Regions from separate parts of the Mus musculus genome. Here regions 2 and 3 are each linked to region 1. A link is a loop called in an ENCODE intact Hi-C map of the cell type or tissue named here. Cell type or tissue: heart. All regions are shown on one strand.

Region 1 (8,000 bases):
TTCAGCTAGAGGGTAGATCTCAATGGCCTCCACAAGGGGCAGAGCCTCCACTGCAGTTTCCATCACAGCCAGGCCCACAGCAGCCTCCGCCTCTGCCAGCTGCTGTCGGACGGCCGCCTGGTGTTGCTGCTGGTGGGTCTTGCGGTGCTTCCAGAGATTGGAGAAGGAACGGTAGCTCTTGCCACAGTCAGGACAGGAGTAGGGTCGCTCACCCGTGTGGATGCGGCGATGTTCTGCCAGACGCATGGAGATGGCAAAGGCCTTGCCACACACTTCACACGCAAAGGGCCGCTCGCCTGTGTGTAGGCGTCTGTGGTCTTTCAGATGGGTACTCTGGCGGAAGGCCTTGCCACAGTCTGGACAGGGGTATGGCCGCTCACCTGTGTGGATGCGCCGATGGACCTGTAGTGACGTCTCTGTGCTGAAGAGCTTCTTGCACTCACTGCACTCCGGACCCCGACGCCGGGCAGGGGCTGCAGGGGCAGCAGAGGTTGTACCACTGAGGGCTGTCGGGGAGGGGGCGACTGGTGTGCGAGTGGCTCTCGAGGCCCGGGGAGCAGGAGGCTCCTTGGCTAAGACCTCTCCAGGACCCGCAGCAGCATGGGCGGCTTCATGTGCCTGCAGGCGAGCAGCAGAGCCCACTTTCTTGCCACAGGTCCCACACTCAAAGCGCCGTGGGGCCTGGGCAGCAGCGGCCGCGCAGCGATGCTCACGGAGCCGCAGTGACGAGGGGAAGGCGGCCCCACAGGATGAGCAGCGGTAGGGCTGGCGCCCAGCATGGATCACAAGCTGGTGGACCTCTAGCAGCCGGCGTAGCAAGAAGGAACGGGGGCACTCACGGCACTTGTAGGGGTACTCGCCTGTGTGGTGGTAGCGGTGCATGAGCAGGCGATAAGGGCGGTGAAAACGGACTCCGCACTCCTGGCAGCGGTAGGGGAAGTGCTGGGCATGCACCAGGCGATGCTGCCTCAGAGTGGAGCTCTGCGTGAAGGCCTTGCCGCAGTCCCCACACCGGTAGGGCCGCTCCCCCGTGTGTGTGAGCCGGTGGCGGGCCAGGTTGGCTGGTGAGTTGAAAGGCTTAGAGCAGTCAGGGCAGGGGAAGGGCCGCTCCCCAGTGTGTGTACGCAGATGGTTCCGCACATGAGACTTCTTCTTGAACATCTTGCCACAAATGCTGCACTTATGGCGCCGCTCTAGCCGGTGCACAAAACGCTGGTGCCGGGTCAGCTGCAACGCCTTACCAAACTCCCGGCTACACAGGAGGCAGCGGTAAGAGCCTGGAGCTGCAGGCTCGGCTGAACTCTCCTCACATACGGGGAGCTCTGGGGCCTCTAGCTCTCCGGTCTCTGCAGGGGCTGGCTCAGGAAAGCTAATAGCAGGCTCCTCTGGTGGAACTGGTGTTGTGGGCAAAGGGACACCTCCTGCTCCGTGGGTACGCCGGTGATAAAGGAACTTGGTGAGGTTAACAAAGGTCTTCCCACAGGGACACGAATGCAGAGGATTCGGGGTATGGGCTCGCCGGTGGGCCAGGAGGAGGGCTTCGGTGCCAAAGGCTAGGCCACAGTCTACACACAGGAAGTGAGACTCACTGCTATGGTCACCAAGGTGCTGGTCCAGACTAGAAGGGCTAGGGAAGACACGACTGCACAGGGGACACTTAAAAACACCCTCCCGGTGACTCCGAAGGTGCTGCTGTAGCTGGTGGGGTGAGAGAAAGAGCTGGTCACAGGCAGAGCAAAATAGTTCCTGGGTGGCCGCCCCACCTGACTCTCCACTGTTGTTCCTCCTTGGCTTCCGTCCCCTGCGGTCTCGCCCAATGGCCTCCCCATTTCGCAGCTCATTCCGCAGCTCATAACTGTGATCAGAGGCTGGCAGGGGTTCGGGCTGAGACACTGCTGCCTCAGTGGGTGAGGGGACCTGGGTTTCCTGCTGTGTGGCAGGCTCCGCAGCCTCCGGGACAGGAGCAGGGAAGTGGGTGGCCTGGTGCTCCAGGAAGTCAGCGGGCATCTGGAAGAGCTGGGAGCACTCGGAGCACTTGTAGAGGAGCAGCTCCACTTCTGTCACCATCTCGGTGGTGGCGGCCACAGACGGAACGGCCGCCCCCTCCCCACCCTCTTCTGCTTTTCGGTATGAATGTTCCACAGCCACTCGAGCCTGGCCCACAGGAGGGCCCAAAACAACTGGGGACCCCAAGACGACAGGAGCAGGAGCCTTGTTGGGCGTGGCTCTGAGATGCGTCTGGCGATGGCTAAGCCACATCTCTTGGCTGGCGAACAGAGCCTTACAGTCCACACACTCATAGTGGATGGCGCTGGAGCCCAAGGGGGGCACCTTGGGTGGTGGCTTGGCTGGCACTGCCTCCTGCGGTGCCATCATCTTCAGGTGTAGCTCCTGGTGCTCCAGGAGCTGGCTGGGGGACAGGAGCAGTTGCCCACACTCAAGACACTGGTACTGGCTCTCTTGGATGAGGGTCTGATATAGGCCTGTGCCTGAAGCAGCCTCTGTGGCCACTGTGACTCCAGGGTCAGCCACGCCCACCAGCTCAAAGTGCTGCTGGGGCACGTGGGAGTTCTGGTGCACAAGCACCTCCTCCAAGGATCCATAGAGCTGGTTGCACTCAGAGCAGACATAGCGGTGCTCAATGTACAGGACCGTCTCTTCACTCTCCTCAGTCATGGCAGCAGCAAGGCCCTGGGCTGAGAGGAGGGAAGGCAGCGACAAGTCAATCCTCCGGGGTATTTTATTCCATCCAACTTCTTCATTACATTTTCCCGCTCCAATGCCCTCCCTAATAATCCTCCTTGCCTGAACATAGGAACAGCCAACACGAATTTCTCCAATGGTCTTGTCCCAGGGACTTTCTCCCAAAGCTCCCAGCTCATTTAGCTTGCATTGAACACCAGCTCCTATGACCTCAATCCTCTCTATTTCCCATACCTCCAAACTGGTTCCCAAAGCCCTGTCCATCAAACAGGAACCTGTCTCCTTCCAATGCAGACTGTCCTTTGACTCCTTACCACTGCATGGGACAGTATTCCTTTGCCAAGCTACTTGCAGAATCCTCAAACACTCTCATGGCCTGTCCCTCCAAGCTGCACTCCTACATAGACTCTGCCTTCTGGCAGGCTCACAAACTTCTTTTCACACTCAGACCACTCAAGCTGGTGTCCAAGCCAACTGGTGGCACTGGTGGTCTTGCCACCCAACCTCTGCTAACCACCAATGCCCAGGTTCCTCACATCAAGTTACCCGGCTACCAAATTTTCTCTCACTGGCTGAACCCATCTCCATACTTTCCCACCTTAACCACTTCCTGATACTCAGACTCTTTAAAACAAGTTTAAACTAATCATATCAAGATCTTCTCAGCTGGGCAGTTCATGCTTTTAATTCCAGCCCTCTAAGGCAGAGTCAGGCAGATTGCTAGGAATTCACAGCCAGGCTGATCTACATAGTTAGTTCTGGGACAGGCTGGGCTACATGGAGAAACCAAAAGGGAAAAAGGCCCACCACAGGATTACCCTTTACCCGGAAGGTCCATCTCCACCAAAGTCTAATCCGTCACAGCCAGATGCGTCTCACCTTTCTGACACACCCCTAGAGTTTTCAATCACCCTTTCTCTCCACCAAGACCAAGTGTGCTGTGCTACTGCCCCAGCACACTGTCAGCTATTCACACTGACTTAACTCTAACTCATCGAGGAATGCCTATGTGCCTCCTCCCCAACCAACACTACCCTTTTTTGCATAAGGGTCCAGGCCAACCTTAATGAACTCAGCTGAGAACCCCGCTACTGAGTATAACCTAAACCTTTTTTTTCCCCTCTGAGAAAAGACCCAAATTCATCCTAACGCACTCCAGGGATTTTCAGATCCCTATTTCATACTGACTGAATTTCTCCTTTTTTGTAATCTTGGCCAGGAATAGCTGGCCCATCCTTCACAATTGCTTAACCTTTCACCTATCTCACTCAGGGTTTCCAATGTCTGTCACTTAGAAACTCCATCTGTACTCAAACCCTGCAAAAAGAGGTCCTCTTCATACTTAAACCTTCTCACCAGCAAACAACTATGGGGATACCCAAATCCCCCAGAGTTATCAATATGGTACATCCCCAAAATTCCTAGACTGCTCTCTGTAGCACACATCTCTGTCTCTCCAACTACACCCAAGATTGCTCGAATATTCCCTTTGGCCTACTTACCTGTATCTAAAACAAAACAATCCCTCCCCTCTAGCTCAACCTATTGAAACCCGTAAGAATAAATAAAGACCTCTGTCAATACTTTCCAAGCCCCACTTTCATGCGTTTATCGGTCTTCCTTGTCAGCATTACTCCGTTTTCCACACCTGATCCCTCCCTTCGCTCTAAAGATACCTCAAAAACCTCTTCTCTGCCTCAGCTCTTTCCAGGCAGAAATCGATTTTCCTCCCTGCGTTAATTACCTCCTTTCTCGGGCCAGCTCCCCACCCCGGCATCCATGAGTCCTCTAACCGTCCCCTTTCGATTCTGATCCCCATCCCAGCGCACCCACCCGTGGCCCCGATACCCCATGCAACCAGAGAGCCCTCCGGCGAGGCAGCTCTGGGACCTCCCCTTCCCGCCAAGGTCGGCCCCCGGCCTGCAGCCCGAGCCCTGCCCCTCCTCACTCAGCCCCGCACTCAACTCCAGTCCCCCATCCCACCCGCCGTCCCGGCACAGCCCCCGCCCGGCCCGCGCGCCCAACGGCCGCTCCGCTCTCCGCACCCGGGACGCGATCCTTCAGGCCTTCATCGTGCAGGCCGAATGACGCAGGCAAGCCGCCGGGTGGGGCCGGACCTCTGCGCTCCGGCGGGGACTCACCCGCCTCGGCCGTCTCGCCGGCCCCAGGCCGGGCTACGGGCTTCAGGTCCCTTTGCACCGCCACTCTAGCGCCGCGTCCTCTCTAGCGCCCGTCGTCTCGCCTGCTCCGCAGCCTCGCTCTCACCCCAGGCCGCCCTCAACAACGCTCCTCCCACCTTCCGCCTGGGCCGCTGCGAAGAACTGCACAATTCGCCCAATCATCGGCTGTCTGCCCCTGTCATTAGACCAATCGATGCTCAGGTTTCCTGAAGCCTCGACCAATAGAGCGGAGGGGTGGGATCGCGCAGCGCCCAGCCAATCCTTTAGCAATGTTCCCTCGCTGGTCGGCCTCCAGGTGGATACTACCCGCCTCTTTAATCCTCCCTGGAGGTTCTTCCTCTTCCACCTCTTCTCGGATTCCGCCTTTGATAGCTCGAAAGGGGAGCGCTGAGCGGAGAGGGCGCGATGACGTCGGGAGGCGGGACGAAGCTGGAGGCGCCATCTTGGGGGCGCCTGACAAGCTAGGCGTAGGGGATTCGGGCAGTGTAGGCTGTAGAGACACGCAAAGCCCTGGAGGCCGGCGGGTTACAGTCAAGGATCCCTGAGGGCCAGTGGCAAAAAAAAAAAAAAAAAAAAAAAGAGACACCACTCGGCGTGAATGGGAGAGGAAACCAAGCAGCAGCAGTCACACAGGGCAAAAGGAACAAAACAAGGCTTAAGACTTTTTTTTCCTATTAAGAGGATGAACGGGGAAATCGAGGAAGAGTAGAATGGAAACAAGATGTCAGGAGAGGGAGTTTAGAGGAAGAGGTACGTGACAGGAAGTGAGAAATGGAAGGAGAAAGGAAAAGCCCCGTTAGTAAGGTCCCTTGGAAGAAGCTGAGGGTGTGGGGTGGAAGACCTGAAGAAGGAAGTTTATGGGATTTGTAGTGGATCGAGTCAGTTGTTCTTGTTTTTGTTTGAGGCATGGTCTGGCTTTGTGAACAGGCTGGCCTCACAGAGATCCGCCTGACTCGGCCTCTCCTGTTTTGAGCATTAAAGGTATCTTTCCAGGTGACTGCCCTTCCACACAGTTACAGTTAAGGACCCCTAGGCATGGGAAGAATTTCCTGGGAAAACATGAAGTTCCAGGCCAGCCAGGGAGATGGTTCAGCGCGTAAAGCCACATGCTAAGCCTGATCTGGAGTTTTGATTCTGGGATCCACAGGGTGAAAGGAGAGAACTGACTCTTGTAAGTTGTTCTCTGACTTCTGCATATACCAGAGTGTGCATACATGAACATACACACACACACCTGAATGTAATATGGTAGCGAGTGACTGAAGAGATCCAGTATCCATATTTGGACTCCACACAAGTACACCACAGTTTTCAGGAAGCTCCCTCTTGAAGCCAAGGTTAAGGGAGTTATCAGAGGTGCATCTGGTTGGTCAAACTGTCCCCCGTTTCCCCAACTGAAGCTCAGAAAAACTAGGAGGGGTTTGAACACAGAACCACAGGTAGGTCTGAGTCTCCAGTTGTCACCATGTGTGTGCCCTCCTTTGGATGTCTAGCTGGATGTCTTCTTACTGGACTCCCTAGCAAGTATACCTACATGTTCTAACTAGGCTGCTTATCCTGGCCCTGGTACTTCTTAGCTGTGACTTTGGGCAAAACAACTCCACTCTGTCTCAGGTTTAGTTTTTTTTGTTGTTGTTGTTGTTGTTTTGGTTTTTTTTAGTTCTTCGAGACAGGGTTTCTCTGTATAGCTCTGGCTGTCCTGGAATTCACTTTGTAAAACAGGCTGGCCTTGAACTCAGAAATCCACCTGCCTCTGCCTCCCGAGTGCTGGGATTAAAGGTGTGCGCCACCATACCCGGCTTTTGTTTTTGTTTTTATCTCTGAAAAGGGATGCTAGTCTTTGTCCCGGGTTTTCGAGACACTAAGTAAATACTGCTATATAGAAATTAATTTTTGTTGGGCAGTGGTGGCACACACCTTTCCAGCACTTGGCAGAAGCAGGTGGATTTCTGAGTTAAAGGCCAGCCTGGTCTACAGAGTGAGTTCCAGGACAGCCAGGGCTACACAGAGAAACCCTGTCTGACACCCCCCCCCCAAAAAAGAAAATAATTGTTGAGACAGCATCTCTATGTAACCCTGAAACTCGTATGTAGTCCAGGCTGGTCTCAAGAGATCCCCCTGCTTCTGTCTGCCTGCTGGGATTAATGGCATGCATCACTACACATGGCTCGAGGACTTACTTTTAGTATCTGATTAGTATCTTGAGGTGCCTAGTGGTAACTGACATCCAAGTGTGTTAGGTGACAATGGAAATTCTGCCCAGTGCTTTTCATTCATTATTTAATTCTACCAGTCCTCTCAGAGACAGTTACCATGAGGTGCTAAGAAACAGGCCGGGAGAAGTCATGTGTCCAGGTTCCCACGGGGAGAGAAGAAAGCCATCATTCCACCCCAAGAGATGGTTCCCTAGGTCTATACTCAGTTCCCCGGTGGGTGGATTGTTTGGGATCAAAGGGTGAATGGTTGACTTCAGGAAGAGCAAAGCAAAGGATGGGGGAAGGGAAAGGGGGAAGGGGAAGACAGCAGATTTTTAAAGTAAAAGATTAAGGTAGGAGGTAGTGAGCCCTAAGGTTTGGGCCTAGCTGTTTGCTAGTGTAGTTTGGATTTGCCCTTGGGGTGAAATCGCCTGTGTAGGAGCCCAAGTGCAGACCAGACTGAGCTCTTGGCAGGCTCTGGGCCTGCAGGTAGTGTTTTGTTCCTGCTGAGGCCCCCTTTTCCCTCTTGAGGTCCCAGCTTAGCTTCTCAGGCTCCTCTCTCTAAAACCGCTCGGGCATCCCAACTTAATTTGGGCTGCCTACGTCCTTTCTCTGCAGAGGAAACCTGTTCGGGTCAGACACTGTGCTGTGGTAGCACTGGACTGGACCTTTTGGGACAGATTATGTTTAGAGAGGGTGGATAATACCATCCCTGGATCAGCAAAGATACGGAGAGGCAGGCATGAAGTACTGGCCTCAGGCTTGGCTAGAACGGAATGTGGGTGTTAAGGAGACTGTGGATGTTAACCCTAGAAGGATAAAGAGGCATGGACAAGTTTGGTGGTCCTACAGGGTCAGATATATTATGTCACATGTTGTTGGGCATGTCCCACGAAGTCAGAGCTCACCAAGCCAGACCTGC
Region 2 (8,000 bases), 190 kb after region 1:
CTGTGGTGGGCACCTCAAAACTTGTAATGTGCCTTGCCTCAACCATGGGTCGAGCAAGGATTATTGTCCTGTGGGCACTCTTCTGGCCTATCAAACCAGCGTCAGGAAAACCCAAGGCACTGAGCTGAAGCCGTGCCATGCATTCTTCACATCTGCAAGCTACACAGTAGCCAAGAGCCGCATGGTACTGGGGCCCCAGGCAACTTCATTTTAGGGATGAACAGCCCTGTGACAGACTCAGCTCATCTACTACTGCCCAGGTTCCATTTAGCATTGGACTGGCACCCAAGACATTGCCCCCACAGCTTGTCTCTGTTCATTTTGCTTTAATTTTTAAAAAACCCACAGCCCGTATCAGTGTCAGGATTAACAGCCATTTCCAACCTTTTTGCAAGGTGACATCACCAACAACCCCAATCTTAAAGGCCCACTCAAATGCTCTATACCTCTCTGCTCTTCCTCAGGGTGGGGAACCTTGGTCTCACTAGGCTGCCTGGACACAGTGGGTGCTTGAATCTCAGCACATCACCAAAGAACTAGCCAACTGCAAGCACAGCGGACAAACGGAGGGAATCACAACAAGGCTAAAAGCTTCTGCAATGGGGATTCTAGCCGTCCTTTCCAGCACCACATAAAAATCATCTCGTGGGAAACCACCTGCCAACTAATTACAAGGCATGGGCCTGCCATTCCAGAGCTTGTGTGCACTCCTTTTGACTGAATAAAGAACTATTTAGAGGCTGTAAGCAGCAAGACAGCCTATTTCTTTTTATTCTCCTCTTCAACAAGACCTGGCTCTGGCACATTTTAAAGGCACAACTTTAGATAAAGCCCCAGAATTGCTGCTCAGGAGGGGCTGGCACCTTGGATTTGAACTTACTTGCGAAGACCAAGGTTTCATGAAGCACTGCAGCCTAACAACAACAGAAGAAACTTGTGCTAAGAGCAGGGTGGGGACCCCACCCTGACCACCCCGTCTTTAAGTGTGGGATGAAAAACCTTGTATGTTTCCCTCCCCAATGCCTTCATGTTAAACTTCTGTGGAAAAATCTATTCTCCCAGCCCTAACTCACCCTCCCTTTGGTTCTCCAACGGAAGTGGTCCCCTACAAATGTCACTCTCCCAACAAGCCCCCTGGTCCTAACACAGGAGGCCCATGGAGCCTTTTCTCAGGACCTAAAACATGAGCCTGTTTCCCCACTGCACTCCAGCCCCAAAAGCAAGTGACAGAACAAGCCAGCTCATTATCCAGACAAAACTACAAACATAGTCTGAAAACTAACTTTGAACAGAACTAGCCTATCTTCGAAGAAAGTAATGCCACCTCTGTACCCCCCTTTTCAGTGTTATGACAAACGGCTACAATTTGGTAAGAGCCTGAGCTTTTTGATCAAACCAGACAGGAACCCATTAGACCCCAGAATGCTGGGGTCTTCCTGTAGCTCAGCCCAGCCCCCTCAGCATTGCCTTGGTCTCTCAAATTCTGGGAATACAAGCTCACACCAGCAGGTCTGGCCCCAAACTGCTTCTGCTCCAGAAGTGCTGGAATCAAAGGCAAAAGGCACCTGGCTCGATTCCATTTCTTGCTAACCCCATCCTGCTTGGGACACAGCTCAGTGTCTGGCGGGCCCTGGATATGGCAGCCTCCCCCCACAGCAGCTGTGGAAACTAGACAACCAACCCTGTCCACAGCAAGTACACCACTCTACCCAGAGAAACCCAACAGTCTTCCTCTCGCAACTCCACAGCCGCCCTAACCTACCACCTGAAGCACTGTCAACACCACTGCACGCTTGCTTCCAAGAGGGGGTGTGAGGTGCACACCTCAGCTAGGCCTCACCACCCTTCCCTACATCACCCTCCTTAAAAACGTGCTGGCAGGTGGAAGCACCGACCTTTTCCCACACTGTGGAATTGACCTTTTGGTTTTCAGAGGCTGTGTTGAGTCATGGTGGTCCCTGTGCCCATGCCAAAGCCTGAAACAAAGTGGATCCCGTGGACATTTAATATTAACTTATAAACTGCTTCACGGTCTTAAGCGAAGAGGAACTTACTTCCCACGACCAGGGGAATTCTCAGGCAGGGCCCCCCCCTAGCAAAGGCCTGGCCATGAACTGCAACCCTGGCACTACCCAGCAGAAAGAATCCTGCTCCCCTAAAGACTAGAGACAACAGGATGCACAAAGCACCCAGGCAGGATCCAGAGAGACCAGAGGGGCACCCCAAAGTTTTCTTTGGGCACCAGATCTGTAAGTTTCCTTTATAACAGGAGTGGCACTCCCGACCACTCAACCAAACAGGAGTTGACAGTTGTTCAAATCTAAATGCTATAACCGTGGACACAGAAAGCTGTTAAGACTCTCAAGTAAGCAAAATATGGACACTCATTTGCCCTCAGATTTCCTTTCTAGTTTAAAGCTACAGCTATTCAATAATGAGGTCTGTCTCCTGGTGTAGATGGGAGGGGAAGACAGGGTCCCTGCCTGGGGTCGCCCAGGTTCCCACTCCCAGCCAAAGCCTCAGTTCTTACCAGCTCGTGTGTAGAACCAGTTCTCATCATATGGGGCAAGCTCTTTATGTTTGGCCAGCTTGACTGTGTCCACCCATTCGGGGACTTTCAGCTTCCCGGACCTAGAACCAAGAGAATTGAGAAAAAGCACACTTCAAAAATTTCCAAAGATGACTTCAGATCTACTAACCTTTAGCAAGTTAACAAGGTTGGGGGAAAAAAAAAGCAAGAACGAACAGGTTAAAAAGGAAGCATGGTCACCGTAGGCCCAATTCAGAAAAGACCCCCAGCAAGTGGCCAGAGGGATTAATGACACATTGGGGTCACAGCGCACAGGGGTCAGGCCTCAGTTCCAACAAACACTTACTTTTTGAGGAAGGCTGCCAGAGCTCTGACGAACTCCTGCTGGTTAACGTCTTTTACAGTAACTCCGGGCATCTGAGGAAGGGACAAGCATGCCGAGGTCAGGCTTGGTGCAAACCCCTGACGTGGGTCCAGGTCAACACCAACCCTGCTCGTCGCCAGTCCACCCCAAAGCCTCAGCATCCACCCAGCCTCATGTCCCTGCAACTCGGCTCCTGCAGGTCCAACAGAGTTGCCGGGTGCACACGCCACGCGGATCGCAGCACCGCGGCGTGGTGACCGCGTGGGAGAGCCCTCCACACCCCGCTCCCTCAAGCCCACGTTCCGGGCGTCCCACTCACCCCTCCGCTGCCCACCTAACCCTCCGGGCTCCCGGATTGCGGCGATCAGGCATGTCCGGGCCTGCCGCTCGCACGTGGCCGCGGCTCCAGAGGGCGGAGCGACCCCGCGCCGGGCTTCCCGCGGTCCCGGCACGAGCTCTTGGGGCCAGAAAGCCCGGCCCCGTGGCCCCGCGCACAGCCGCGACCCAGAGCCCTCACTCACCGTGCGGCCTCCGCGCTGCCAGCCAGGGGAAAGGGAACGACGGGGTTTCCCGGGCGCACAAGTCGGGCGTCGAGTCTCGCGAGATTTCGGAGTGCTCGCGAGAGCGGCTAAACCAGAGGGCTCCGCCTTTCTGAGGGCGAATATGGCTTCATCTCCACCCAAAATGGGCGGGTCTGTAAGAGGAAGGGGTGGAGAAGCCAAGAGAAGGGACTCGGGAGGAGGATAAGGGATCTGGTTCCTCTTTCCGTTTCCTTGGGCGTGACCGGAGCGAGCTGGGGGAGTCGGCCTTCATTTGAGCCTTGTGTGTCTGGCGGGAACAAGGAGGCGGAAACTTTTGAGGGCGGAAGTGCGGGCGAAGTTGAGCGCGCACGAAAGGAAGGCGGGATTCAGCGCAAGACCCTGCTTCCTGGCCGGAAATGGGAATAGTTACGGGCGGAACCGTGACAGGCAATCCAGGGAAAAGGCACTATGACATGTGGCCACCACCACCTTTTGTGCTAGCATTAGCATTCGCGAGACCAAGAGATACACGGAAGCCCCACCCTTCTTTGGGCGGAAGTTGCTTCAGCTCCATTGACGCTCGCGGAGAGGAAAGAAGGCGTTGGGAGCGGGGAGGAGATTAGGGCGGGGACAAAGGGGTAGAGGCGGGCCCTTGGTGGAGGTTCAGCTCCGCCATCTAGTGCCGGAGTCTGGTTGTTCAGACCGTTAGTCTCCTCGTTTGCCTCTTCTGAGTCATCCAAGCTGACCTGTGCAACTTTATTATATCTGTACCTACCCACCCACCTACCTGCCTATCGTTTGTTGTTTTGAGACAGGATTATCATTAATTTATTTAGCCAAGACTGGCCTGGGACTTTTTATCTAAGGCTGGCTTTGAACTCATGATCCCCCAGCTTAATGCTACGGGAGTGTGTCACTACGCCAGGCTCTCAGTACCTCCCACTCCCACCCCGCAGCGCAGCGCATAAAATATTTGAGGTTGTGTTGCATCCAGACAAATATTATTTAAGATAGAAAAGAGAGGAGGGGCCGGGCGTGGTGGCGCACGCCTTTAATCCCAGCACTCAGGAGGCAGAGGCAGGCGGATTTCTGAGTTCGAGGCCAGCCTGGTCTACAGAGTGAGTTCCAGGACAGTCAGGGCTACACAGAGAAACCCTGTCTCGACCCCCCCCCCCCCAAAAAAAAAAAAGAAACGAGGGGCATTGTGATGGTTCGCTCACTAGGTAGAAGTTCTCCCATACGAGCCTGATTGACCTGATACGATTCTTTGAACCCATCACGGTATAAGAACTAACTACAGAGTTTTGTCCTCTGACTGCCACAGGTGCGTCTCAGAGAAGGGTGTATGTTCACATATCGCACCCTCTTTATACACATACTAAGACTTAAAATTAGAAAAAAATATTAAAAAGAAATGAATTATCAATACATAAGTGAAAAGTTAAGCCAGTTTGAGGGGCCGGAGAGACAGATGGCTCAGCAATTTCAGAAAATCTGACTTCAGTTCCAAACACCTACACTGGAGGGTCACAGTAGCTTGTACTTTCATCTCCAGAGGATGACATGTCCTCTTCTGGCTTCCTCGGGCACGTGCACTCATGTATGTACATATGCAGACACATACACACAAAAGTAAATTTAAAAAAACCTTAAACACTTAAATGGCCTGGGCATAGTGATGCACACCTACGGTCCTAACACTCAGGAGACACAGGCAGGAGGATTACAGCAAATTCGAGGTCAGATTGGTTTACATAATGAGTTCTAAGGCAGCCAAACCAGAACAGCACCAATACAAAAACCATGTATGCGACCAGTAAAGTGCACTTCTGGGGATGTCTGTGAGTGTGAGGACGCTGACAGAATCAATGGATTCACAAATAGGATGCTGCTGGTGAGAGGCTGTGGGAGGTGGAAGATGGGCTTAGCTGGAGGAATGGTTAGAACTGGGAACTCTTCTTCTCTTGCCTGGGGTCTCTTATCTGTGTGGTAGTCCTAGCTCCTCAGCAGGACACACCCAGCATGACAGTGATTTGCTCAAGGACATGGGGCCATGTGGCAATAAACCAGTCCCTTTCCAAACTGAGACAAATGAATAAATCCTTGGGTTGTTTCTATCTGGCATTTGGTCATGGTGACACATGACACATGTTGTGTCAATGGGGATGAATCCTGTGGTAGATGCATGACTTTGGTGTAAGGTCGATAGAGACGCTATTCGAGGAGTTAATATGAAGAAACCTTTTTTTTCCCCATTACTTTCCAGGTCAGCACACACAGCAGTGGGTTCCACCATGGTATTTTCACGCATGTGTGTCTTTTTACACTGTGCCCGCTCATGTCCCCTTGACGCTCCTGCTGGTTCCCTTCCTCCAGCTAGTGAGTCCCTTCTATTTCTGTTCCTAGATTCCACTGCTCTACTTCCCACCTCCCTTAAGATCTCTTCCTCCCATTTTATGACCCCACTTTCTAACTTCATGATCCCTCTCCCCCATGTAAGTACAAAAGCATGATTTTAAATCTAGGTTCTGTACACACACTTTTTGTCTTTTTCAGTCTGGCCAATTTCATTTAACATAATCGTTTCTAGTTCTGTTCATTTTCCTGGAAATGTTATGACCTTGTTTCCTCCTCTTCTTCCTCCTCCTTTTCCTCCTCTTCCTTCTCTTCTTCTTGTTTTGTCTTAAGACAGGGTTTCTCTGTGTAGCCCTGGCTGTCCTGAAACTCACTCTGTAGGCCAGGCTGGCCTTGAACTCAGAAATCCACCTGCCTCTGCCACCTGAGTGCTGGGATTAAAGGCGTGTGCCACCACGCCTGGCCGAAACACTACTTTTTTGTAAAACTAAAAGTAAGCAGAATTAAAAAGAATGGCTTGAGGCAGGAAGCTGATATTACAGTGGCTGGACCTGAGTAGACTGAGTAGGAACACCGTTCCCAAGGCGCTGTAGAGAATGAGGTCGCTCATCATTTACTCGGAGTCCCCCAGAGAGACACTGCACAATAGGCCTGTCCTCTTTGAACAATTATTCTGGGGGTTGGGGACACAGCTTGACACTAGCCTGGCTTAGAGTGATCAAACTGGTACCTCTAAGGAACATAAAGGCCTAAAGAGCTTAACACAGGTACCAAGTTGGATAAAAGGACAGATCTTGCTTTGGGGAAAAGCTCCGGACCTCGTGAGGGTCTACATAGGGTACCGTCACTCTCTACAGAGCATGAACATAGCGTTGCACGGCTAGCTATCCAAGGAGATGGGTAAGTGTGAGCCTACAAGAGTCAGGACAGGAGTTGAGCGTAGCCTGGATGGAATAGGTGTTAGGAGGTCATTTTTCTGCCTGGACTCCAAGTGTGGTCAGAAGTGGGCCACGTTCCTGTAGGGCTGGAGTGACCAGAATGTGGATTTTTCAAAGGACAGAATGTAATATGTACTCTTGAAACAAAACTTGGGTTGTTGTGGGGAGGGGCAAGGAGGGCACTTCACGGTTGGAAACTTATTGGTTTTTTCTGTAGAGCATCAAGGCAGAAGCTTAGCAGCTCAACACTCAGATCAGGCGCCATCCTTTCCTGCTCTTTGGTGGCAGCCACAGGGAAGTGGCCAGTCGGGAAAGCAGTGTTCACAGTCCACTGGCTTCAAGAGGCCTCAGGGCTCCCCAGCATCAGATGAAGGGATCCACTCAGAGAGGTGTCAGTGTGGAAGCCAGAGCAGTGTGTGTGTGTGTGTGTGTGTGTGTGTGTGTGTGTGTGTGTGCATGCGCCACTGTGCCCAGTTTGGGGTAGAGTCTCTATTGTAACCCTGTATAGACCAGAACTGTATACAGTATAGAACTCTCTGTATAGACCTTGAAGTTATAGGGGTTCACCTGCTTCCTCCCAGAACTGGGGAGTGTTAGGATTAGAAGCTTGTGGCACCATACAAAGTTAAATTCCTCCCTGTTCTCAAAGCTGACCTCTGCGCCTTTACCACACTCCCTCAGGCACCCTTTGGGGGTCCACATGATTTGAAAATGACTTGGCTAGTTAATGGTGTGGAAAGCCTTGCTAGGTCTGGCTCGGAGACGAGGAGGGTCCCATAAAAGTGAGAAGTCCTCCTCTCTGCTTCCTCCCCTGTCATTTATTTAAAAGCTATGCACCGCAGCTAACTGCTGCTTTACACTAACATAAACCTTTCTCTTAACTAGCTGATGGGTGGGCGGGATGCATGCAGCAGTGTGCAAGTCAGAGGGTAACATGCAGTTGGCCTTCTACCTCAGTAGGTTCTGGGGCTGGAGCTCAGGGTGGGCTTAGTGGCAGGGCTTTCTTCTCAGAGCCTTCTCGCAGCTGTCCACTCACTTCCCTTTCTTATACCTTTTTCTGTTATCCTTTTTGGCTGTGTGACCTTCACACACTGGGGACCCTTCATTAGCCCCAAGCAGCAGTCTTAGCTGAGTTGAGTTTGCAGTGCTTCCCTGCCCTATGCCTGTGTGGGCTCAGTCATCTGTCACCGGAAGACCAGGGCACTGCTAGCCAGCTTAGGCAGGTCTATTAAAGGGCAATCGTATATCTAAGTTATCACAGGGAGGGACTGAAGGCATGAGGCTGGCTTTAG
Region 3 (8,000 bases), 170 kb after region 1:
GCGGGGTGGGCGTGTGCTGGAGGCCAGGAGCATGGGTCCATGGGTGGGCTGGGTGGCTGTGGGTAAAACCACTAATTTGGGTCACTAAAGAAGGAAGGACCAGGGACCCAGAAGGCTGGCTAGCCCTCAAGGGGGAGGGACTTTGGCACAAGCAAAATTAAAAGCACAGCCCTTAGGAGAAGGTAGGAAGAGTAGGGGAAGGTGATACACTGTGATCTGTGGCGGGCCTGGGCCAGGATGTTGCCTCTGAACCCACCAGCCCCATTTCCTGTGACAGGAAATGTCAATGGTGAACCCCCAACCTCCAACGCCCTCTACACGAGAAAACAAAACCGAGTCCCTCTCTGTCAGACACACTGAGCTCTTGGGCCCCATGGTTCCCTACAGTTCCCAGCTTTGGTCCCTGAAAGATGATGGAGGAGGTGGGGCTCAGCAGCCTGCCCTCAGGGGCATGCTGCTCCCCTTCAATATGAATCCGGGACTCCACCTCTCCTCCCAGACCTACCTCATCCTTCCTATCACCTCTGCTGGCCCCTCCTCTGCCTCCCTATCTCTCCTCCCCCACCCCAGGACAGCTGTCCTTCCACAGCTGGTGTTGGTTCGGTCCAGCTCCACACTGCATCTCTATCCTCTCTCCCCATCCCATCTTCCCTCTACTCTCCCTTTTCATCAGCATCTTCCAGACCCTAATTAGTCTGACTAATGCTGTGTGGATCAGTGTCAGGAGGGAAGGAATGGTGGAAAGAGTGTGGGGTGGACCAGTAGGGGGCGGGTCCCCACACCCCAAAGCTATTTATAACTCTGGCTGCCCGAGACCCGCCCTTCTCCCTCTTCCAGGAGCCTCCTCCCTAGCACTCAATGAACCGTTGCTATGATTCTGATTTCTGCCAAAGATGCTTTCTGTAGTGTCCAGAAGTCATGGCCGGGGGTTCCACCAAGCAGGCATCATTTGTACTCTTCCTCAGAAGCTGGATCTGTCCACCATAAAAGCTCAGCTAATGTCAAGATGTGAACACTGGTGAGCGTTTAATAAATACACTTGCCAACAAAGTCAGCTTATGAGAAACAAGCCCATCTAGTGCGTAAGAACTGTTCTGGGTATATCAGCTCAGTTTTTGCTTTTCTTTTTTCTAGACAGGATCTCACTCTGTAGACTGGCCTCAAGCTTGCGGGCATCCCCCTGTCTTGGTCTCTTGAGTTCTAGTATTATTGGAGAGAAGCACTCTGTCTAGTCCCATCAACTGCAATACCTCCCCAACTACAAGCACTCATCCCCTGAGAAACAAGATGCCTTCAAAAACCACCCTTTCCAGCCAGCCAGACCTTCTAGGTTAGAAGCCATGATCACAGACCAGGAACTCCCATGCTCATCTCAGTTAGCAGGAAATATACTCACCTGACAGACCCCAAAGGAGCCAAGGAGGGCTTGGGGATGTAGCTCAATGACAGAATGCTTGTTTGTCCTTCCTTCCTTCTATTCTCTCTCTCTCTCTCTCTCTCTCTCTCTCTCTCTCTCTCTCTTTCTTAGACAGGAGACAGGGTTTATCTGTGTAGCCCTGACTATCCTGGAACTCTGCAGAGCAGGCCAGCCTTGAATCAAGAGAGTCACTTGTCTCCTCCTTCCCAATGCTGGGATCAAAGGCGTGTGCCACCATACTGGCCTGTACACATCATTCAGAGTGGCCCCCGTAACTCTCACGCTTAAATCTTTATTAACTCCCCCCCCCAAGAAAAGAGAAGCCAAGGGAGGTACGAAATTTTAACAAATTGTCACCAGAAGACCCTGACTCTCTTGTTCACAGTTCACATGCATTGCCTCCACACTCCCCATCACAGTAATAAGGAACAATGGCTGACACTCACGTGTTCTCAGTATGTGTCAGACACAGCAAAGACAGCACACACAGGCTTAGTTTCTATGCAGGGTTCAGGGTCTGTCTACAGATGTTAATGAATTTAATCCTCTTACTGACCCAATGAGGCCAGCATTATTTTGGTTTGTTTTAGGAGAGGAGGGTGTCACTATTATTCTTATTGCTGATTTACAGGAGGGGGAAATTGAGGCATGGCTTATGAGAGTCAGAGCCAGGATTCAGGTTCAGGCAGTCTGGTTCCACAGTTTAAACATTCAGCACACAACACTGCTACACACACACACACACACACACACACACACACACTTTGACCTTGGAATACTAAAATGTGCATCTATTCTGAGATACATCAGGTCTGATGGTGCCTGGAAAGGTCATGTGGCTGCCGTGACTTCTGCAGACACCCAGGATGGACCCAGCAGCTCCAGAAACCTGGGCTCAAAGAGGATTTGAAAAGTAGACATAGGTAAAGCTGGCAAAATGAAGCAACTGACAAAGTCCACTACTGTCCGGCAGAGGGAGCATTTTGCACTTGAGGCTCTGGAGGTGGGGTGGACAGGGGAAGTCAGGGCAGGTTTAGGTCTATGCAGTGTGTGTGTGTGTGTGTGTGTGTGTGTGTGTGTGTGTGTATGTGTGTGTGTGTGTGTGGGGGGGTCCTGAAGAAGTAAACACATAAAGGCGCCTGGGTCCTAAGGGCTCACATTCAACAAGCCTTTGGACTGGATTATTTAGGTCTCCAAGAACTTCTGGGAGCCTTGAAAAAAACTACGAGGGCCCTGGAATGTATACAACCCCACATTCTATTTGACATATAGTGGGCCTCAAGAATCCAGAGAGATGGTGATTCTAAAGGGAAAACTAATGGTTTATGGGACCTCGATAGTGGTGTGTGGTGGGTTCTGTAGGGCCCTGCCTTGATCTATGAGAAGCCTATGCTTATGTTAAAAGCCAGGTCTCCGTGAAAGGCTTCCTGAAACCTGGAAGGTATGTGAGCTCTTATTGACCTATGTAACGTGGCGGGTCTTCACGAGCCCTAAATCTTACGTGGGACGTGGCTGATCTACAACAGGCGCTCACTAATTCTGCAGCGGTGGTGGTGTGGGTGGCAGGGAAGACGTGTGGGGTCAGGTTTCACGGCAACCAAGGGCTGCCTATCTCACCTGTCGGATGGGAAGAGAAGCAAGCCACTGCAGCCTCAGGAACCGAAGCCTCCGCGCTCGAGCTCCAGGTTCCCCCACCCGTGCCGCAGAGTCGCTCTAGCCGAGCCAGAGGCCGCCTTTGCGTCCAGCTCCACTCCTCCCTCCGGCCGCTCTAGCCCGCCTCCTACCGCTCTCCGGCCTCGGCAACTCCACTCCTCCTGCCGGCGGGTATCGCAATACACGGCGCCACGCTGGCCCGATAGGGCCGCTCTGGTCTGCCTTGGAGGACCCTTGTTTCCGTATTTCGACTGCCCCTGTCACTCTCCTGGGCCCCGCCCCCTTAGCAGGAGTGGTGCATGGTTCCATTGCCTGGTTAGGGCTCAATCTCGGAGAAACTTCAAGTCGCTCAGGTCCTAAGCACCTATCGGGACCTCACATGAGCTCTACCTCCCCAACTCGGACCTATTAAATTCCAAATGCTTGTATACCCTCTGTCACCACTGTCAACTCCTCCCGCTGTAATTGGAAAGAAAAAACAAAACAAAAACAGAACCCCCTCACATAGATAGACACACACACACACACACACACACACACACACACACAAACAAAAGCATAAAACACTCATGCGCTCGAGCATATATTTTCTTCTGATAGACTAACCTGCAAAATGCAATGACTTCCCTTTAGGCCTCAGTCTTCCCATCTGTTCAATGAGGATATGTTTCCGGTTCTCTCCCCTACAGCCATCTCCCAGAGTATAATTAATACCACAGAGAGGGTAAGGAAAAAAGCTTTCTGAGACGTGTTTAACGCTCTGTAAGTCTCGGCTTTAAAATGTACTGCAGAGATATTTGTTTATTTTAGGGAGCTCTAATCAAGCATCCATGATCGCAGGGACAGCTCTTTACAGGAAACAGCTTTGAGTTCAAGTCCCAGATGCTCTGTCCCTACGACAAGGCAGTCCGACTCCCTGGGCCTCAGTTTCCCTGCTGATAAATGAGTGTTATCGTTCTTCGCTGGGAGCCTGGATCTCTACCTACTTGTGCTCTCGACAAGTGCTCTCTCTCTCTCTCTCTCTCTCTCTCTGTTTTGTTTTGTTTTTTTTTTTTTTTTTCTTTTGAGGCAGGTTCATGCTAGGTCGCCCAAGCTAACCTCGAACTCATGGCAATCCTCCTGTCTCTGCTTCCCAACTCCTGGGATGACAGGCGGGCGCCAACGCGCCGGGTTTTCTCTTTGCTCTCTTTGACAGATGAGAAAACCGAGGCCAGAGAAAGGCGGCTGCAGGTTCACTGGGCGCACCCTGGGAGGCCCTCCGCGCCCGGTCCCCTCCCTGCTCCTCCCTGCGGCGGCTGGAGGAGGAGGCCGGGCGGGGCCAGGGACAGTGTACCTGGTGTCCGCGCGGGGAGGTGACCGGCGAGGCGCCCGAGGTCGGGCTCGGGGATCCCGGGCCCGGTGTCCCGACTCCGGCTTCCTGGCTCTGGCGGGCAGGAAGTCGGGGCGTTTTTCCGGAGCCCCCGCCCGCCGCCCCTCCCCGCTTCCTGCCCGCGCCCCGTGCCCGCCCGGCACCTCGGCTTCCTTCCCCTTCTCGCCGCCCGCGCGGCTCCTCCTTTCCCCGCGGGCGCGTCCCCACCCGGCCCCGCCCGGCTCCCCTTCGCCTTTGTCCGCCTCCGCCGCCCTCCCTGCTGTTGCCCAGCTCCTGCCCTGGCCCTTACTCTCTCTTTCTCTTAGTTTGCGACAAGGGCTCCCTATGTAGCCCTGGCTGGCCTCGAACTTGTTGTGTAAGGCGGGCTGGATTCGAACTCAGGTGTCTCTGCTTCTGGAGTAGAGAGATTAAAGCTAAAGGTGCGCGCCACCACCCTGATCTCTTTTTCGAAGCTCGAAGGCCTTCCTGCCCACAAGGTCAGGGGCCCATCCAGGCACTCCTTGCTTTCTGGCCTCTGTTGCTTCTCCCTGCTGCAGCTCCTCTGTGCCTTGATCACGCTGGGCCCATTTCTTGCTGTTGGCTGTCTCTCTCATGCTCTGAGATTTCAGGCTTTGTCCTTTCCTCAACTGTTATTATCAGGCCAGCCAGTTTGTGTCTGCTTCTTCCTTTGGCTATTTATCTCTGCATCCTTGTCTCTGGGGATCCCACTGAGTCTCCTCTTGGCCTCCTGTCTTTTAACAACCTGAGTCTGCTCTTCCCATCCCAATGACTGTCACACCACTCTAGCTCTCTCTGTCATCCCCCTCCCCCCGGTTCTTGACAGAAACTCTCCAAATCTGCCTTATGCAAGTGAACCCATGAGGGAATTAGGCCCCACTCCAGAAAATAATATCTTGTGTTCTCAGAGTTTAAATATAGGTAAAAATTTGGTAACACCCGGGCTGGTTCCCCCTTGCTTTGGGACATGAGGAGGGTGAGGCCCTATAAGGGAGATAAACCAGCATTTCAATTGGGGTGGGGACTTCCCCAAGAGACTTCCTGTTATTTTGGGGGGAGGGGGTTGGGGAAGACAGACAGCAAGAACTGTCTGGTCCCAGATCTCAGAAGTGGTCAGGTGAGAACTTGAACCTAGAATCCTGGGTCTGAGGGGGGAGGGGACTTGGGTTTTCTGCTCCTGGTTCCCTGGCAGTGTTGAGGAGCAGTCTACATGAGATCCATGACTCCTGCCAAGGGCTGCTTTGGGAAGGATTTATTATCACTTAAGTGGCCATGACAGATCTGGGAGGAGGGGGGGTGACACTAACGAGGCTGCTGTAATCAGCTCCCCTAGAGGCAGCGATTAAGGGCTCATTACCCACTAGAGAGGGAGCTGGACTTGGGGAAGGACAAGATTAGGTGGGAGAATAGGGTGGGGCAGCCTGGAGGCAAGGGTAGGCCACTCGAGTGGCTGGAGCAAGCACTGGGAAGGGGGGACTCCAGGGGAAGAGTGGGGAGGCAGGGATGCTGGAGTCAGACATATGGCAGGCAGGGAAGGGTGGGACATGTCAGTCATGGCTTTTCCAGCTGGGCATCTCCAATGTGGAGGTTGCCCACATCCTGGTAGGTGCCCTGGAGTCCCCTGGAGATGTCCTCATACATAGAACAGTCATCAAGGTTCAGGCCCTGCAGGGGTCAGAGAGGAGACATCAGTACCCTGACAGCTGGAGCCCCAGCGTCCAGTCAACTCCAGGGTGAGACTCAAGGCAGACACCACACCCCATGCACCCGACGCCTGCTGCAAACAGTGCTTACCTCATAGAGATTTTCATCTTCATAGTCATCTGGCATGTCCACCCCAAACTTCTCATTTTGCCACCGTTTCTACAGAAGGGGATGAAGTAGAAGCGACGTTTAGCAAGGAGGGAGGTGAAGGGTTTTTAGACTGTCTCCTACTAGCAAGTGCTTTATCAGAAAGAGTGAGGGATACTGTGCTCCCCACCATCAAGGCAGATCCCACCATCAGGATCTTGGCAGATTCTAGTCTCTGCCCCTCTCCTCTCTTTCTTTTTATGGGCCTCAAACTTTAAGCAATCTCCCTGTCTCAAGTGGACTGCTGCACCTCCCTGCCACTCCACTGATGCTCTGAGGATCTCTATCTAGCAAGAACTACCTGGGAACTCAGTACGTGGACCAGGCTGGCCTTGGCTCCCGAGAGATCCGCCTGCCTCTGCCTCCTGAGTGCTGCTAGGGTCAAAGCTGTGCACCACCATGCTAGCTCTCTACTGCTCCTCAATGACAAGCAGAACGGCGAGCAGGGAGTGAGTGGTGCTGGACATCTGTAATTCCAGTGCTTGGCAAACTGAGGCAGGAGGATTGGGAATTCCAGACCAATATGATCTATAGAGTGAGTTCTAGCCCAGCCTGAATTACATAGCAAAATGCTGTCTAACCCTCCCCACAAAAACAAAACAAAACACAAAACAAAAATTAAAACAAACAAAAATAAAACTGGTGGTGCCACCTGCCTGTAATTTCAGTGCTTGGAAGGTAAAGAGGAATCAGGCCAGCCATGGTGATATAGCAAGTTTGAGGCTAGCCTAGACTAATATCTAGCTTTAAAAAAATAAAATAAAATAAAGTAAAATAAAAACTGAAAGCAAAGAAAGTCCAGATGATAGCTCAAGCTGGTAAGTGTATTGCCATGCAAACCTGAGGATATGAATTTGGTGTGCGGAATCCCACAGTGGGAGGAAAGAATCAACTCCTGAAAGTTGTTCTTCGACCTCCACACTCAACATGCCCACGTACACACTAAGACATAAATAAAGTGCAGGGCGATAGGGGTGCACAACTGTAATCCCAGCACTCAGGAGGCAGAGGCAGGTGGATCTCTGTGAGTCTGAGGCCAGCCTTATATCTAGGACAGCCAGGGCTACACAGAGAGACCCAGTCTTGGGGGGTTAGGTGGTGGGGAAAAGAAAAAGTTAAAGAAAGGAAGAAGGGCAGGCATGGTGGCCCTTTAATCCCAGCAGCACTTGGGAGGCAGAAATAGGCAGATCTCTGTGAGTTCAAGGCCAGCCAGGGCTACATAATGAAGCCCCAATGTGGGTGAAAAATGTTGTCTTCTGGCCTAAGGAGACGCAGGGGCTCTGGGAGGACACACCTTCTTCCCTTGTCTTGGCTGCATTTGCAGGGGACTCCCGTTGGCGGGCCAGAAGTGAGAGGGTTTCTATGAGGGCCGTGGGGACACGCTGACCCCCCTGGGAATCCTTTTGGTGGTTATTCCCAGCCTCCCAAACTTGGAAGGACAAACCTTGGAATTCAGAGGACCAGCTGGACACTGGGAGTCACAGTCCAGGCCCAGGTAAGCCAAGATGACTTGAGGGGTGTCACTTGGGGGAGACTCACCCTGAATAGCAGCAGCGTCCCTGGCACCACTGCACAGAACAGCAAGATGATCCCTTCTGCTGTGATGATGCGGTTCTTGGTACCTTCCCCCATGTCCAGGAAGGGCCTAGGGACTGGATCTGTGAAGACAGGGTGCTGCTCAGCATTCTGGTGTCCCTTCTTCTCCCAGCCCTG

Evidence for each region. Hi-C counts contacts between places; a loop is a spot of excess contacts. Peaks named below come from ENCODE experiments on the same cell type or tissue, not always from the same donor. Only the 100,000 strongest peaks of a DNase experiment are listed, where the experiment ranks them.
Region 2: it touches region 1 in a loop (3-fold over the local background); 6 of 42 quality-filtered maps call a loop at or near these places.
Region 3: it touches region 1 in a loop (4-fold over the local background); 6 of 42 quality-filtered maps call a loop at or near these places.

The regions. Positions count from the first base shown.
Region 1 is chr7:25,074,231-25,082,230 of GRCm38, reverse strand. It overlaps Zfp574 (zinc finger protein 574), which reads right to left and starts at 5,424. Exons shown (of 2, transcript NM_175477.5): 1 at 4,749-5,424; 2 at 1-2,696. The coding sequence starts at 2,676. It also overlaps a transcript of Grik5 not described here. In heart, a CTCF peak has its summit at 4,945; DNase peaks (open chromatin) are centred at 1,600 and 5,110; H3K4me3 peaks cover 3,162 bases; H3K27ac peaks cover 3,289 bases.
Region 2 is chr7:24,880,083-24,888,082 of GRCm38, reverse strand. It overlaps Rps19 (ribosomal protein S19), which reads right to left and starts at 3,491. Exons shown (of 6, transcript NM_001360119.1): 1 at 3,416-3,491; 2 at 2,877-2,947; 3 at 2,531-2,631. The coding sequence starts at 2,947. In heart, a CTCF peak has its summit at 4,096 (motif pointing left); DNase peaks (open chromatin) are centred at 1,722, 3,822 and 3,942; H3K4me3 peaks cover 3,578 bases; H3K27ac peaks cover 3,210 bases.
Region 3 is chr7:24,899,532-24,907,531 of GRCm38, reverse strand. Cd79a (CD79A antigen (immunoglobulin-associated alpha)) reads right to left here. Exons shown (of 5, transcript NM_007655.4): 3 at 7,827-7,945; 4 at 6,231-6,299; 5 at 5,674-6,101. The coding sequence ends at 5,988. It overlaps Arhgef1 (Rho guanine nucleotide exchange factor (GEF) 1), which reads right to left and starts at 4,546. Exons shown (of 30, transcript NM_001130151.1): 1 at 4,404-4,546. In heart, CTCF peaks have their summits at 2,364 and 3,226; DNase peaks (open chromatin) are centred at 2,380, 3,211, 4,441 and 5,461; H3K4me3 peaks cover 3,625 bases; H3K27ac peaks cover 4,069 bases.